2 separate regions of the Homo sapiens genome follow, and region 2 is linked to region 1. Evidence: chromatin loops called from intact Hi-C (ENCODE). Cell type or tissue: mesothelial cell of epicardium. All regions are shown on one strand. Each heading gives the region's core, and the rest is flanking DNA. Links, peaks and the distances in the headings are about the cores only.

Region 1 (7,560 bases), core at 1,504-6,503:
TCCGAGGTAATTGGGCAGCATCAGTCTTCAGCCACTAAGCCAAGATCTGGGAAGGAGTCAGTCAGAGAGCTTTGGGCTAGAATTCTAGGGGCTCTAGGAGTGGCTGCCAGGTGAGTTGGACAGTCCAACTTCCAGTGGGGTCCTGCACAGATGGGACACGGCTTAGGAGGAATCCTGGACTGCGGGCATTCCCTGGCCCAGTGGCCGGATTTCTGGCAATTGAAGCAAGATCCTGGGGAGGAGGTCCTGGAGGAACACCTGGCCCCTGCAGTTTAGGAGTTTTGAAGTTCTTGTGTGCTGGAGATGTAGCTGGGGTTTCTCTCACAGCAGAGGCAAGTAATTGCAACTCAGAAATACATTGCCGCTTGGCTGCCTCTTCTCTATTACTGTACACCTTGAAGGTGAGGTTAATTAAGTCCTGTTGTGGGGTTTTACAGCTGGAATCTAATTTTTGGGGCTTTTTTTAATGTCAGGAGTGGATTGGGTAATAAAATGCATATTGAGAATAAGACGGCCTTCTGGCCTCTCTGGGTCTAGGGCAGTAAAGCATCTAAGAGTTGTTGCCAAACGGGCCATGAACTGGGCTGGGTTTTTATATTTGATGTAAAAGAGCCTAAATGCTAACTGATTTGGGAGAGGTCGGATAAAGAAAAAGGAGCATTAACCTTGACTATGCCTTTAGCTCCAGCCACCTCTTTAAGAGGAAATTTTTGGGCAGGTGGGGGAGAGCTAGTTGTGGAACAAAGTTGTAAGCTGGACCAAGTGTGAGAAGGGGAGGTCATAGAAGGATTATAGGGTCGGGGAACAGAGGCTGAGGAAGAACTGGGACCTGGCTCATCCTGGTGAGCAGCAGCCTGGGGAGGAGAAGAGAGGTCAGATGGGTCCTTAGAAAAGGAAGATTTAAAGGACTCAGAACTTGGGGTGGAGACTGAAGGAACAGACAGGAGAGAAAGAAGAAAGATTTGGGATGAGTCACATTGGGAGCAGAGACTAGGGAGGGACCGATGTGTAAAAGAATGCCTGGATGTCTAGAACCTCAGACCATTTGCCCATTTTTGACAAAAGTCATCCAGGTCTTGTAAGATGGAGAAATCAAAAGTGCCATTTTCTGGCCATTTGGAACCATTGTCAAGTTTGTATTGGGGCCAGGCAGTGTTGCAGAAGAAAATAAGGCATTTAGGTTTTAGGTCAGGTGTGAGTTGAAAAGGTTTTAAGTTCTTGAGAACACAGGCTAAGGGAGAAGAAGGGGGAATGGAGGGTGGAAGGTAACCCATAGTGAAGTTTGAAGAGAAGGGTAGAGATGTGGAGAAGGGTGTGGGGTGAGCAGCCCTGGGCTGTAACATGGGTGAGCAGCCAAAGCAGGCATCCCCACAATTGTCTTGCCAGCAAGGGAATGTGGGTGAATGACCAAGGCAGGCATCCCTGCGGTGATCAGACACCAATGGAATGTGGGTGATCAGGACAGGCATCCCTACGATGATCAGACACCAATGGAATGTGGGTGAATAATCAGGGCAGGCATCCCCATGATGATCAGACACTAAGGGAAGACTGTCTTCCTGAGTCCATGACTGGTGCCAGAGTTTTGGGTTCATGGATAAAATGTGTCTCCTTTGTCTCTACTAGAGATGAAAAAGAACTGGAATTGGAAGGACAAGGAGATTGAAGGGTAGTAAGAGAGGCTGGAGAAGAAAGTGAAAAGACCGCTTACCTGATTTGAAATTGGTGAGATGTTCCTTAGGCTGGTTGGACTGAGGACCCGAGGTTGTAGGTGGATCTCCTCATGGAGTGAGGGTGAGGACAGGGGACCAGTCTCCCGAAGGAGTCCCCCATCCCGGGTCTTCAGCACCAAATGTCACGCATGTCTGTGTGAAGAGATAACCAAACAGGCTTTGTGTGAGCAATAAAGCTTTTTAATCACATGGGTGCAGGCAGACTGAGTCCGAAAAAGGAGTCAGCAAAGGGAGATAGGAGTGGGGCAGTTTTATAGGATTAGGGCAAGTAGTGGAAAATTACAGTCAAGGGGAGTTTTTCTCTTGCAGGCAGAGATGGGGGTTACAAGGTGCTTAGTGGGGAGGTTGTGAGACTCATTGTCCAGGAGAAGGAATTTCACAAGGTCAATTGACCAGTTAGGGTGGGGCAGGAATAAATCACAATGGTGGAATGTCATCAGTTAAGGCAGGAATTATTTTCACTTCTTTTGTGGTTCTTTAGTTGCTTCAGGCCATCTGGATGTGTACTTGCAGGCTTGGGCTCAGAGGCCTGATAGCTTGTATACAAGGAACACATGAAATTTTGCTGTGGGCTGCCCGTGGAGTTGGAGGGCAGCAGCGCGGGTCCTGGGGTGGCTGTCATGTTGCACTTGCCTAGGCGCCACTTTTTGCCTGTGCCACTTTTCGCTTGTGCTGCTCCCTTCCCCCACCACCAGGCTGCTGCTGGCTTGGCAGACCTTCCCGTGCACGCCTTCCACCCCTCCTTAGCAGGCTAGGTCTGGCATGCTGGGCCTGGCTCCCCATCCTCGACACCACACAGGCTGTTTTTGGGAGCATTTGCTGGCACCATGTCTGTGAGCTTCCCTGCTGCCAAACCTTTTCTTCTGCCCGCTGCCTGCTTGGCTGCACAGCTGTGGCCTCTAATGCCTTTTCTCAACTCTTTTTTTTTTTTTTTTTTTGAGACAGAGTCTTGCTCTGTCACCAGGCTGGGCCAGGTCGAAGTGCAATGGTGCAAACTTGGTTCACAGCAACTTCTGCCTCCCGGGTTTTCAAGTGATTCTCCTGCCTCAGCCTCCTGAGTGGCTGGGATTACAGGCGTGTGCCACCACTCCCAGCTAATTTTTGTATTTTTAGTAGAGACAGGGTTTCATCATGTCGGCCAGGATGGTCTCGATCCCTTGACCTCATGTTCTGCCTGCCTTAGCCTCCCAAAATGCTGGGATTACAGGGGTGAGCCACCGTGCCTGGTCTCTCAACTCTTTATGTAACTGGTTTCCTCATTGATTTTACATTACTGGGCAGGCTAATAGCTCCCGTTCTAATGCTACTTGCTTAAGACAGGGTTGCATTGCTGTAGTGTATCCCTCATCTTTTTTCCTATTTATTTGAGGAGGAGGCTTAGGTAAAACCTCTGTTTCTTCTTTGTTATTTTGGGGCTGAGGGAGAAGGAGGTGGTAAGGCAGGTGATGATTCCTCCTTTTTCCCCTTTTTAGGCTCTTCTGTGTATAATGGGACCAAGGCCACCCTCACTAGAGCCCATAATATTAAAGATGATACTGGGATGCGTTACCCTTGCACATGGTGTTGCTTAAGATTTCTCCCCACTTGTTCCCAGAGCTCTATGTCCAGCATGCCTTCTTTTGGGAACCGTGGGTTATGGGTTGCAACAGTTTGCATTAGGTCCCTTAATTGAGCCTTCAAAACTGAGGCTCCACTAGCTTTAAGCAGCTATTTCAATGCTTTTATATACTATTTCCGCTGAGCTGGTAACTGTTGTCCCATGATGAAACCTCAGCCTGAACAATCCCCGCCAAACTTGGAAATCTCATGTGGGCACCAATGACTTACCGATTACTCACTGACTGTGCAGTTCCTTTTTTACCATTGTTTGGGGGTCCGTCGTGCTCCCTGCACAGCATTCCTCACATGGGGCACCAGCTGCAGGGGTTTGTCCTGCAGACCCTGACACAATGACAGATGAATAATGTACACTGACACAGATATTGTGCTTCTCAGATCGGCTGAGGGTCCGGGCCACTTACAGACTCCAAGGAGAGGGCTGTAAAGAGTTGCAGCCATGGCCCTGACTCACTGGCCCTGCTGGCATTTATTCAGCACACATTAAATGACAAACGCTTTGAGTCAACACTAATAGAGGGTAATCAACCTGGTCGCCTTCCCCTCTAAAAGAGCCATCCTGCCCACGAGCTATCAAAGGTTAGTTTTAGAACCACATTTGTGAATAAGTTATTTAGGTAAACTAGTCTACATTCCTATGTATCTATGCCCTGAACTTTTAGGAGAATTCAGCTGCCTTCAGCCAAACAGTTTATGCAAATCCCCAGGCCTTCCACAAGGGTTTGTCTTTATTTCCTATAATTTTACAATTTCTCCCACCATCCTGACTGAACCCCCACATAGTTTTAGTTAGAGATAGGGTTTTACCATGTTGGCCAGGCTGATCTCTAACTCCTGACCTCAGGTTATCTACCTGCCTCCACCTCCCAAAGTGCTGGGATTACAGGCATGAGCCACTATGCCTGACTGACATATTTTTTGACTCGGCACCTAGGTGATGTCGCTCTTCTCCACTGCTTAGACTCTCAAGAAGATATTGTAATGTGTCACTGTGCCTGACACCTAGGTGATGATACTCTCTTCTCCTGCCTGGGCCCTGCATAAATTGCATATTTTGACATATCACTGGGTTCAGCAAATAGCTGATGCAACTGTCCTGCATTTTCTCTGTACATGGGGGTATTAGGACATATATGTTCATTCATCACCTATGTGATGTGACTGCTCTCTTCTCCCTGGTCCCTGCCAAAAGGCAAGATTGGGACATATCACTGGAACAAGAACTTAGGTCATGTGACTCTTCTGTTCCGCCTGAGAACTGCATATTTGGTACTGTGACATTTTACTGAGCCAGACTCCTAAAATGGGAGGCTCCTGCCTCAGTCCTGGTTAGGGCTGCAAAGCAGGTTGGATCATGTTTTTTTCTTTTTTTGAGACAGAGTCTCGCTGTGTCACCCAAGCTGGAGTGCAGTGGTGAAATCTCAGCTCACTGCAACCTCCACCTCACGGGTTCAAGCAATTCTCCTGGCTCAGCCTCCTGAGTAGCTGGAACTACAAGCACGTGCCACCATGCATGGCTAATATTTTATATTTTCAGTAGAGATGTGGTTTCACCATGTTAGCCAGGTTGGTCTTGATCTCCTGACTTCATGATCTGTCCACCTTGGCCTCACAAAGTGTTGGGATTACAGGCATGAGCCACCATGCCTGGCCTAAATATTATGTTTCTTGTAAGCACATTCTGCCTATTTTTAGAATTGTCACCCTCATACATAGACAGAGCCCACTGATGAGGTCATGATTCTCACATGCAGATCCAGTCCACAGTTGAAATTGTAACTATCATATCTGAACATCTGGCCAGTTGAGATGCTGACCCTTTTTTTTTTTTTTTTTTTTTAACATGGAGTTTCCCTCTTGTTGTCCAGGCTGGAGTGCAATGGTGTGATCTCTGCTCACTGCAACCTCCGCCTCCCGCATTCAAGCAATTCTCCTGTCTCAGCCTCCCAAGTAGGTGGGATTACGGGCAGTGCCACCACACCTGGATAATTTTTTTTTTTGTATTTTTAGTATTTCTCCATGTTGGTCAGGTTGGTCTTGAACTCACGACCTCAGGTGATCCGCCTGCCTCAGCCTCCCAAACTGTTGGGATTACAGGTGTAAGCCACCATGCCCAGGTGAGATGCTGGCTCATTTCTAAACCCAGCTCATTGGCAAGTGAGGACTCTCCTGTCTGGACCCTGGCAATATGAGAGATGTTGACTCTCATAGTTAGACTTAGGACCACATAAGATTAAGAATCCACAGAAGTACAAAGGTCTCAGAGCAGATTGCAACTCTCCTGCATACCATATAAAGCACCCAGGTGGTAAAAAGAGTGTACTGGCAAGGCTGAGCACACAGGTGAGATTGCGACAGTCATATTCACACCCAGTTAATAGCAAAGATTGTCATCTACTTAAATGAACACAACCCACTTTTGAGGTTCTGAATGTTACTTTTGGAGGCAGTTGAATGTTGGAAAATGGACTCTCGGATTCTTTCCATAGTTGGGTTGGTGACTCTTTAACCAAGATTCAGTGCACCTTTGTGGCTGTAACTTTAAGGCACAGAGTTTGCAAGAGAAATTGAGGCTCATGCACAAACCCAGTCCACCATTGAGACTGACTCCTGTATTTAGACCCAAAATGGAGGAGGTGTTGACTCTCATCCCTTCACTCGGGACATGTGTGTTATTGTTAATGTCATCACAGGACCTTCCTACAGGTGTGATTGTGACATACACCTCAGCCCAGCATCTGAATGGTTTGACTCTCTTCCCTGGGCCCAGCTCGCAGTGATATATCCCTGGAACCAGACTCTATTCTGCCTTGTAAAGCCCACAGGGGTCATTGTGACATATTGCTGAACCTTGCACCCAGGTGATGTGAGTCTCCTCTTTGGCCTTGGTGCTGCCCACATGTTTATTGTGACATATTGCTGGGTCTCACACTTTGATTATGTGACTCTCATGCTTGTGCCCTACCTACATAGGCCATTGTGACATATTGCTAAGTCCATCAGCCAGGTGAGGTAATGCTTCATCCTGGACCTTTCTACAGAGGGCATTGTAAGATACATCTTTCCAATCACCCTGGAAATGTGACTTATTTTTCCTGCCTGTTCCCCAATGACTGGGGGTATTGGGACATATTGTTGGGCCCAGCACCTAGCTGATATGACACTTTTCTTTCCTTTTTTCTTCTTCTTTTTGACGGAGTTTCACTCTTCTTGCTCAGGCTGGAGTGCAATGGAGTGATCTCAGCTCACTACAACCTCTGCCTCCCAGGTTCAAGTGATTCTCCTACTTCAGCCTCCCGAGTAGCTAGGATTAAAGGCATGTGCCACCATGCCCAAATAATTTTGTATTTCTAGTAGACATGGTTTCTCCATGTTGGTCAGGCTTGTCTCGAACTCCCAACCTCAGGTGATCTACCTGCCTCAGCCTCTCAAAGTGCTGGGATTACAGGCATGACCCATTGCGCCCGGCTGACACTTTTCTTTTTTTAAGTTTCTGCTCACAAAAGAGATTATGAGATACGACTGTGCCTAACAGTAAGGTGATATTACTTTTTTTGCTTTGGCTGTTCCCTTAGAAGGCATTGGGACATACTACTGGGCCCAGTACTAAGATGATGTGAGTCCTCTGCCTGAACCCTTACCACAGAGAGCATTGTGACATATTTCTTGACCCATTACAATCTCTCCTATAGACCAAGCTCAGGTAGATGCCCTTTTTACCTATGTGAGGTGACATTCCTCTCCTGCCTTGGCCATGTCCACAGAATAGAGAGGGACTTATTGCTGGGACAAGTAAAACAGTGGTGTATTATTCTGCCTGGTCCCTGCACACAGGAGTCACTGTGACATATGTTTGGGCCTCCCACCTAGATAATGTGACTCCTTTCTTCTGGGGTTTGTCCACAGTGGGAATTGTGATATGCCACTTGACATAATTCCTATGTGATGTGACTCCTCTTCATTCTTGGCTTCTTCCAACTGGGGTGATTGGAACATAAAGCTGAGCCCAGCACCTAGGCTATGTCTCTTCTCTTGTTTTTGAGACCTACCCACAAGGGACATTGTGACATATCTCTAGGCTTCTCACCTAGGTAATGTGACTTGTTTGCCTAGGCCATCCCCTCAGGGGTATTGTGAAATACTGCTGGACCAAGAACCTAGGTGATGTGACTCTCTGCTACTGCTTGGGGTGTGCTTAAGGGGAAATTGT
Region 2 (7,560 bases), core at 1,206-6,205, 150 kb before region 1:
TAACAGATATTTACAAAACATTCTACTCAACAACTGAAGAATATACATTCTATTTATTAGCACATAAAACATTATCCAAAATAGACCATATAATTAGGCTACAAAACAAGTCTCACCAAATTTAAGAAAATCAAAATTATGTCAAGTATTCTCTCAGGCCACATTGGAATAAAATTGGAAATCAACTCCAAAATAAATCCTCAAAACCATGCAAATGCATGGAAATTACATAACCTGCTCTTGAATAATTGTTGTGTCAGCAATGAAGTCAAGATGGAAATTTAAATTTTTTTATAACTAAACAATAGTAGTGGCACAACCTATCAAAACCTCTGGAATACAGCGGAAGTGGTGCTAAGAGGAAAGTTCATAGCATTAAATGCCTACATCAAAAAGTCTGAAAGGGCACAAATTGAAAATCTAACCTCACACCTCAGGGAACTAGAGAAACAAGAACAAACCAAACCCCAACCCAGCAAAAAACAAAAACAAACAAACAAACAAAAAAACAAACAATAATCAGAGAAGAATTAACATAATTGAAATTTTAAATAGCACAAAAGACAAATGAAACAAAAATTTGTTTTTTAAAAGATAACCAAAATTAATAGACCATTAGTGAGATTAACCAAGAAAAGAAGAAAGAACATCTAAATAAGCTCAATTAGAAACAAAATGTGAGATATTACAACCAGTACCACAGAAATACAAAAGATAATTCATGGCTACTATGAATACTTTTACATGCACAAACTAGGAAACCTAGAGGAGCTGGATAAATTCCTGGAAATGTACAACCCTCTTTGATTAAACCAGAAAGAAGTAGAAACTCTGCATAGACCAATAACAAGTAGTGAGATTGAAACAGTAATAAAAAATTTCCAAAAAAAAAAAAAAAAGTCCAGGACCAGATGGATTCACAGCTGAATTCTATGAGGCATTTAAGGAAGAATTGGTACCAACCTAAATAAAACTATTTCAAAAATAGAGAAAGAGGATATCTTTCCTAAATCATTCCATGAAGCCAGTATCACCCTAATACCAAAACCAGGAAAGAACATAGCACAAAACTACACACTAATATTCCTGATGAACATAGATGCAAAAATTCTTAACAAAATACTAGCTAACCAAATACAACAGCATATCAAATAATAATACACCATGATCAGGTGCATTTTATACCAGGGATGTAGGGGTGGTTTAACATACGTAAGTCAACAAATGTGATACCTCACATAAGCAGAATTAAAAACAAAAACCATATGATCATCTCAACAGATGCAGAATAACATTTGTTTTTCCTTCAGATGAAATCTCTGTCACCTGCACTGCAGTGCAGTGACATGATCTTGGCTCACTGAAACTTCTGCCTCCCGGGTTCAAGAGATTCTCATGCCTCGGCCTCCCAAGTAGCTAAAATTAAAAGTACAGGTGTGCGCCACTACACTCAGCTAATTTTTTGTATTTTGGTAAAGAAAGAGTTTCACCATGTTGCCCAGGCTAGTCTTGAACTCCTGAGCTCGGGCAACCCACCAGTCTTGGCCTCCCAAGCTGCCAGGATTACACACATAAGCCACCACACTCAGACGAGAAAAACATATTTAAAATCCAGCATCTTTTTATGATTGAAACTCTCAGCAAAATCGGCACGGGGGTACATACCTTAAGGTAATAAAAGCCATCTGTGACAAATCCATGGCCAACATTATACTGAATGAGGAAAAATTAAAACTTTCTTCCTGACAACTGGAACAAGACAAGAATGGTCACTTACATCACTTCTATTCAACATAGTGCTGGAAATCCTAGCTGGAGCAATTAGACAATAAAAATAAATAAATAAATTGCATTCAAATCTGTAAAGAGGAAGTCAAGCTGTCACTGTTTTCTGAATTCATGATTTTATACCTAGAAAACCCTAGAGATTTATTAAAAAGCTTCTAGATCTAATGAATACATTCAGTAAACTTTCAGAATACAAAATCAATGTATACAAATCGGCACCACTGCTATACACCAACAGCTACCAAGCTGAAAATCGAATCAAGAACTCAACTCGTTGCAAAAACCTGCAAAAAAATAAAATAATTAGAAATATACCTAACCAAGGAGGTGAAATACATCTACAAAGAAAATTACAAAACACTGCTTAAAGAAACCATAGATATCACAAACAAATGGAAACATATCCCATGCTCATGGATAGGTAGTGTCAATATTGTAAAAATGACCATACTGACGAAAGCATTCTACAAGTCAGTTTTTGTCAAAATGCCACCATCGTTCTTCACAGAATTAGGAAAAGAAATCCTAAAATTCATATAGAGCCTAAAAAAAGCCCACATAGCCAAAGCAAGACTAAGCAAAAAGTAAAAAATCAGAGGCATCACATTACCTAACTTCAAACTATACTACCAGGCTATAGTTACCAAAACAACATGCTACTGGTATGAAAGTAGACACACAGACAAATAGAACAGAATAGTGAACTCAGAAATAAAGCCAAATACTTGCAGCCAACTGATCTTTGAGAAAGTAAATAAATATGTAAGGTAGGAAAAGGACACCCTATTCAACAAATGCTGCTGGGATAATTGGCAAACCACATGTGGAAGAATAAAACTGAATCTTCATCTCTTATCTTATACAAAAATTAACTCAATATGGAGAAAATATTTACATCTAAAACTTGAAACTGTAAACATTGTAGAAGCTAACATCAGAAAAACTGTTCTAGACATTGGCTTAGGCAAATAGTGCATGACCAAGAACCCAAAAGCAAATAAAACAAAAACAAAGAAAAATAAATGGGACTTAATTAAACCAGAAACCTTCTTGACCACAATAGAAATAATCAGCAAAGTAAACTTACAAGCCGCCAAGTGGGAGAAAATCTTCACAGTCTATTCATCCAACAAAAGACAAATATTCTGAATCTACAAGGAACTCAAAAGAATCAGAAAAAAAAAATCCCATGAAACAGTAAGCTAAAAACATGAATAAACAATTCTCAAAAGGAGATATACAAATGGCCAAAAAACATATAAAAACATGCTAAACATCACTAGCTATCAGGGAAATGCAAATCAAAACCACAATGTGATACCACCTTACTCCTACAATGAAGGGGTGGGTTGCCCCTCCACACCTGTGGGTGTTTCTTGTTAGGTGGAACGAGAGACTTGGAAAAGAAAAAGACACAGAGACAAAGTATAGAGAAAGAAATAAGGGGACCCAGGGAACCAGCGTTCAGCATATGGAGGATCCCGCCAGCTTCTGAGTTCCCTTAGTATTTATTGATCATTCGTGGGTGTTTCTCTGAGAGGGGGATGTGTCAGGGTCACAAGACAATAGTGGGGAGAGGGTCAGCAGACAAACACGTGAACAAAGGTCTTTGCATTCATAGACAAGGTAAAGAATCAAGTGCTGTGCTTTTAGATATGCATACACATAAACATCTCAATGCTTTACAAAGCAGTATTGCTGCCCGCCTGTCCCACCTCCAGCCCTAAGGCAGTTTTTCCCCATCTCAGTAGATGGAACGTGCAATCGGGTTTTATACCAAGACATTCCATTGCCCAGGGACGGGCAGGAGACAGATGCCTTCCTCGGGCTGGGGGACGGTCAGGTCTTTCCCTTCCCAGGAGGCCAAATTTCAGACTGTCACATGGGGAGAAACCTTGGACAATACCTGGCTTTCCTAGGCAGAGGTCCCTGCGGCCTTCCGCAGTTTTTGTGTCCCTGGGTACTTGAGATTAGGGAGTGGTGATGACTCTTAAGGAGCATGCTGCCTTCAAGCATCTGTTTAACAAAACACATCTTGCACAACGCTTAATCCATTTAACCCTGAGTTTGACACAGCACATGTTTCAGAGAGCACGGGGTTGGGAGTAAGGTCATAGATTAACAGAATCTCAAGGCAGAAGAATTTTTCTTAGTACAGAACAAAATGGAGTCTCCTATGTCTACTTCTTTCTACACAGACACAGTAACAATCTGATCTCTCTTGCTTTTCCCCACACTACAAGAATGGTCTTAATTAAAAAATTTAAAAATACTAGCTGTTGACAGAAATGTGGTGAAACAAAAGCACTTTTACACTGCTGGTGGGAATGTAAACTAGTACAACCACTAGAGAAAAACAGTATGAAGATTTTTTAAAGAACTAAAGGTAGGGCTGGGAGGGGTGGCTCACGCCTGTAATCCCAGCATTTTGGGAGGCGGAGGCAGGTGGATCAGGAGGTCAGGAGTTCAAGACCAGCCTGGCCAAGATGGTGAAACCCCGTCTCTACTAAACATACAGAAAAAATTAGCCGGGCGTGGTGGCAGGCGCCTGTAATCCCAGCTACTTGGGAGGCTGAGGCAGGAGAATCCCTTGAACCCGGGTGGCAGAGGTTGCAGTGAGCCAAGATCGTGCCACTGCACCCCAGCTGGGTGACAGAGTGAGAATCTGTCTCAAAAAAAAAAAAAAACCCAAAAAACTAAAGATAGAACTATCATTTGATCCAGCAGTCCCACTGCTGGGTATCTACACACACAAAAAGAAATCATTATATTAAAAAGACACATGCACACACGTTTGCAGCAGCATAATTTGCAATTGTAAAAATACAGAACCAGCCTAAATTCGTATCAACCAATGAGTGGATAAAGAAATGTGATATATATGTGTGCATATATATATATATATATATATATATATATATATATATTTCACATTATATATATACACGCATATATATCACTATATATATATACACACACACACACACACACACACACACACACAAACGCACACAAACAATGAAATACTACTCAGTCAAGAAAGGAACAAAATATTGGCATTTGAAGCAACCTGGATGGAGTTGGAGACAATTATTCTAAGTGAAGTAACTCAGAAATGAAAAACCAAATAGTGGGAGCTAAGCTCTTATGCAAAGGCATAAGAATTATACACAGAACTCTGGGGACTCAGGTGGAAGGGCAGGAGGTGGGTGAGAGATGAAAGACTACACATTGGATACAGTGTACACTACTCAGGAGATGGGTGCACCCAAATCTCAGAAATTACGACTAAACAACTTATCCATGTAACCAAACATAACCTGTACCCCCAAAACTATTAAAATAATAATAATAAACCAAAAAAAACCCCATAACATTAAGTTCATGTGCTTTGGCCTTTTTTAAAGAAAGGTTCTCACTCTATTACTTAGGATGGGGTGCAATAGCCTCATCATGGATCACTGCAGCCTCAACTTTCTGGACTCAGGCAGTCCTCCTACCTCAGCCTCCTGAATAGCTGGTATTACAGGTGCAGGCAACCATGCCCAGCTAATTCTTGTATTTTTTGTAGACATGGGATTTTGCCATGTTGCCCCAGCTGGACTTGAATTCTTGGGCTTAAACAGCCTTCCTGTCTTGGTCTCCCAAAGTGCTGGAATTACAAGCATGAGACACCATGCCTGATCAGAATCTTATTTTTATGTAATATAAAAAAGCTAAATATATTTAGATTTGTTATTTTAAAAAAATTTAAAAAATATTTATTTAAAATATAAAATAAATTTTGTCTACAAATACTGAAACAGTTCAAAATTGCTTCCTAGGAATTTCACTAAAAGGTTGTTAAGAGTTAATGAGGCCAGGCACTGTGGCTCATGTCTGTAATCCCAGCACTTTGGGAGGCTGAGGCGGGAGGATTATGAGATCAGGAGATTGAGACCATCCTGGCTAACACGGTGAAACCCCATCTCTACTAACAATACAAAAATTAGCCAGGCATAGTGGCATGCGCCTGTAGTCCCAGCTACTCTGGAGGCTGAGCCAGGAGAATTGCTTGAACTTAGGAGGCAGAGGTTGCAGTGAGCTGAGATCCCGCCATTGCACTCCAGCCTGGGTGACAGAGCTAGACTCCATCTTAAAAAAAAAGAGTTAATGTGATTTATATATAATTAAATCAATTAGATGTACGAAAAACAATTCTGCATAGAGTGTAGAAACGAAAGCAAAAAATGCTTTTGATGAAGGAAGTTAGAAACATTTAGTGTAGTTTGAAATTACTTAATGGTTGTGTCAAATTGAAAAAATAAAATAGTAGATAAAAATAAAATATAAAAAGTTTAAATGATTATGAGAGATTATAACATATTTATGGAAATCTAGATTGGCCAAAAATGACAAATTTGATGAATTTACTTGTAAGGTTTTATTAAAATTAGCTTTACCATTGATAATACACTAATTAAAAAGTATAACAATTTTCTCTTGAACACAAATTTTATGTATTATTAGACCCCTAACTTTTTTTTTCTTTTTTATTGAGACAGCATCTCACTCTTTCACCCAGGCTGGAGTGCAATGGCATGATCTCGGCTCACTGCAACCTTCACCTCCCAGGTTCAAGCAATTCTCCTGCCTCAGCCTCCCAAGTAGCTGGGATTACAGCGGCTTGCCACCACGCCTAGCTAATTTTTTGTATTTTTAGTAGAGACAGGGTTTCACCAAGTTGGCCAGGCTGGTCTCAAACTCCTGACCTCAGGTGATCCACCTGCCTTGGCCTCCCTAAGTGCTGGGATTACAGGTGTGAGCCACTGGGCACGGCCTAGACCCCTAACTTTTGGATGCTACAGAGGGTCTATGCAACATCCAAAAGAGTAAAAAACGTAATTATTTGATATGTTAAATTACATGAAAAGCATTGTTGAATTAAAGATAATGTTTGATCTTCTTCAACTTCTATTTTAATATATATTAACATTTATTTCATAATATTATGAAATTTCTAAAAATCTTATATATCTGAGTATAAGCTATTAGTCATAATTATGGTTATGATAAGTTATTGCAGGTCACAGACATAATAAGTTTGTTTCATTTGTTTCTTTATAATTATTTGAAGTCATTTCTACAGTTAATGGTTTAATTCTGATGTAGTTTCTACAAACTTCAAAAACATGCAAAATCCTAGAGTACTGTGTCTGTAAGGAGATTCATGAAAAGATGAAAATAGCCCAGACAAGTTGAGTACAGGTTTCTGATAATTTTAAAATTATATTGTTTGGACTGGGTAAGGATTGTGAGAATTCTAAAGAACACACTGATTCATAAAACTGCTAATTCAGGAAAAACAAAAATAGTTGAACATCAGGAAAATACTCTGCCACTTTTTTTTTTTTTTTTTGAGACAGAGTCATGCTCTGTCACCAGGCTGGAGTCTCAGTGGCGTGATCTCAGCTCACTGCAACCTCCGCCTCTCCAGTTCAAGCGATTTTCCTGCCTCAGCCTCCCGAGTAGCTGGGACTGCAGGCATGTGCCACCACACCCAACTAATTTTTGTATTTTTAATAGAGTCGGGGTTTTGCCATGTTGGCCAGGATGGTCTTGATCTCTTGACCTCGTGATCTGCCCTCCTTGGCTTCCCAATGTGCTGGGATTATAGGCATCAGCCACTGCGCCTGGCCTCTGACACATTTTTGTGTTAAATAAACCAGTACTAAAATTTTTTAGATATGCCATTTGAATAAACTTTGTGATTCAAGTCAGATTACCTATGAT

The links. Peaks named below come from ENCODE experiments on the same cell type or tissue, not always from the same donor. Only the 100,000 strongest peaks of a DNase experiment are listed, where the experiment ranks them.
Region 2: it touches region 1 in a loop (22-fold over the local background); 3 of 110 quality-filtered maps call a loop at or near these places.

Annotation. Positions count from the first base shown.
Region 1 is chr19:23,544,201-23,551,760 of GRCh38, reverse strand. LOC105372338 (a long non-coding RNA gene) reads right to left here and starts at 1,879. Exons shown (of 3, transcript XR_936486.2): 1 at 1,712-1,879; 2 at 1-46. In mesothelial cell of epicardium, for the core only: no CTCF peak of the experiment used is centred there; no DNase peak of the experiment used is centred there.
Region 2 is chr19:23,689,152-23,696,711 of GRCh38, reverse strand. No RefSeq gene overlaps it. Among named protein-coding and RNA genes, the nearest start is that of ZNF675, 5.7 kb to the right of the region's middle. In mesothelial cell of epicardium, for the core only: no CTCF peak of the experiment used is centred there; no DNase peak of the experiment used is centred there.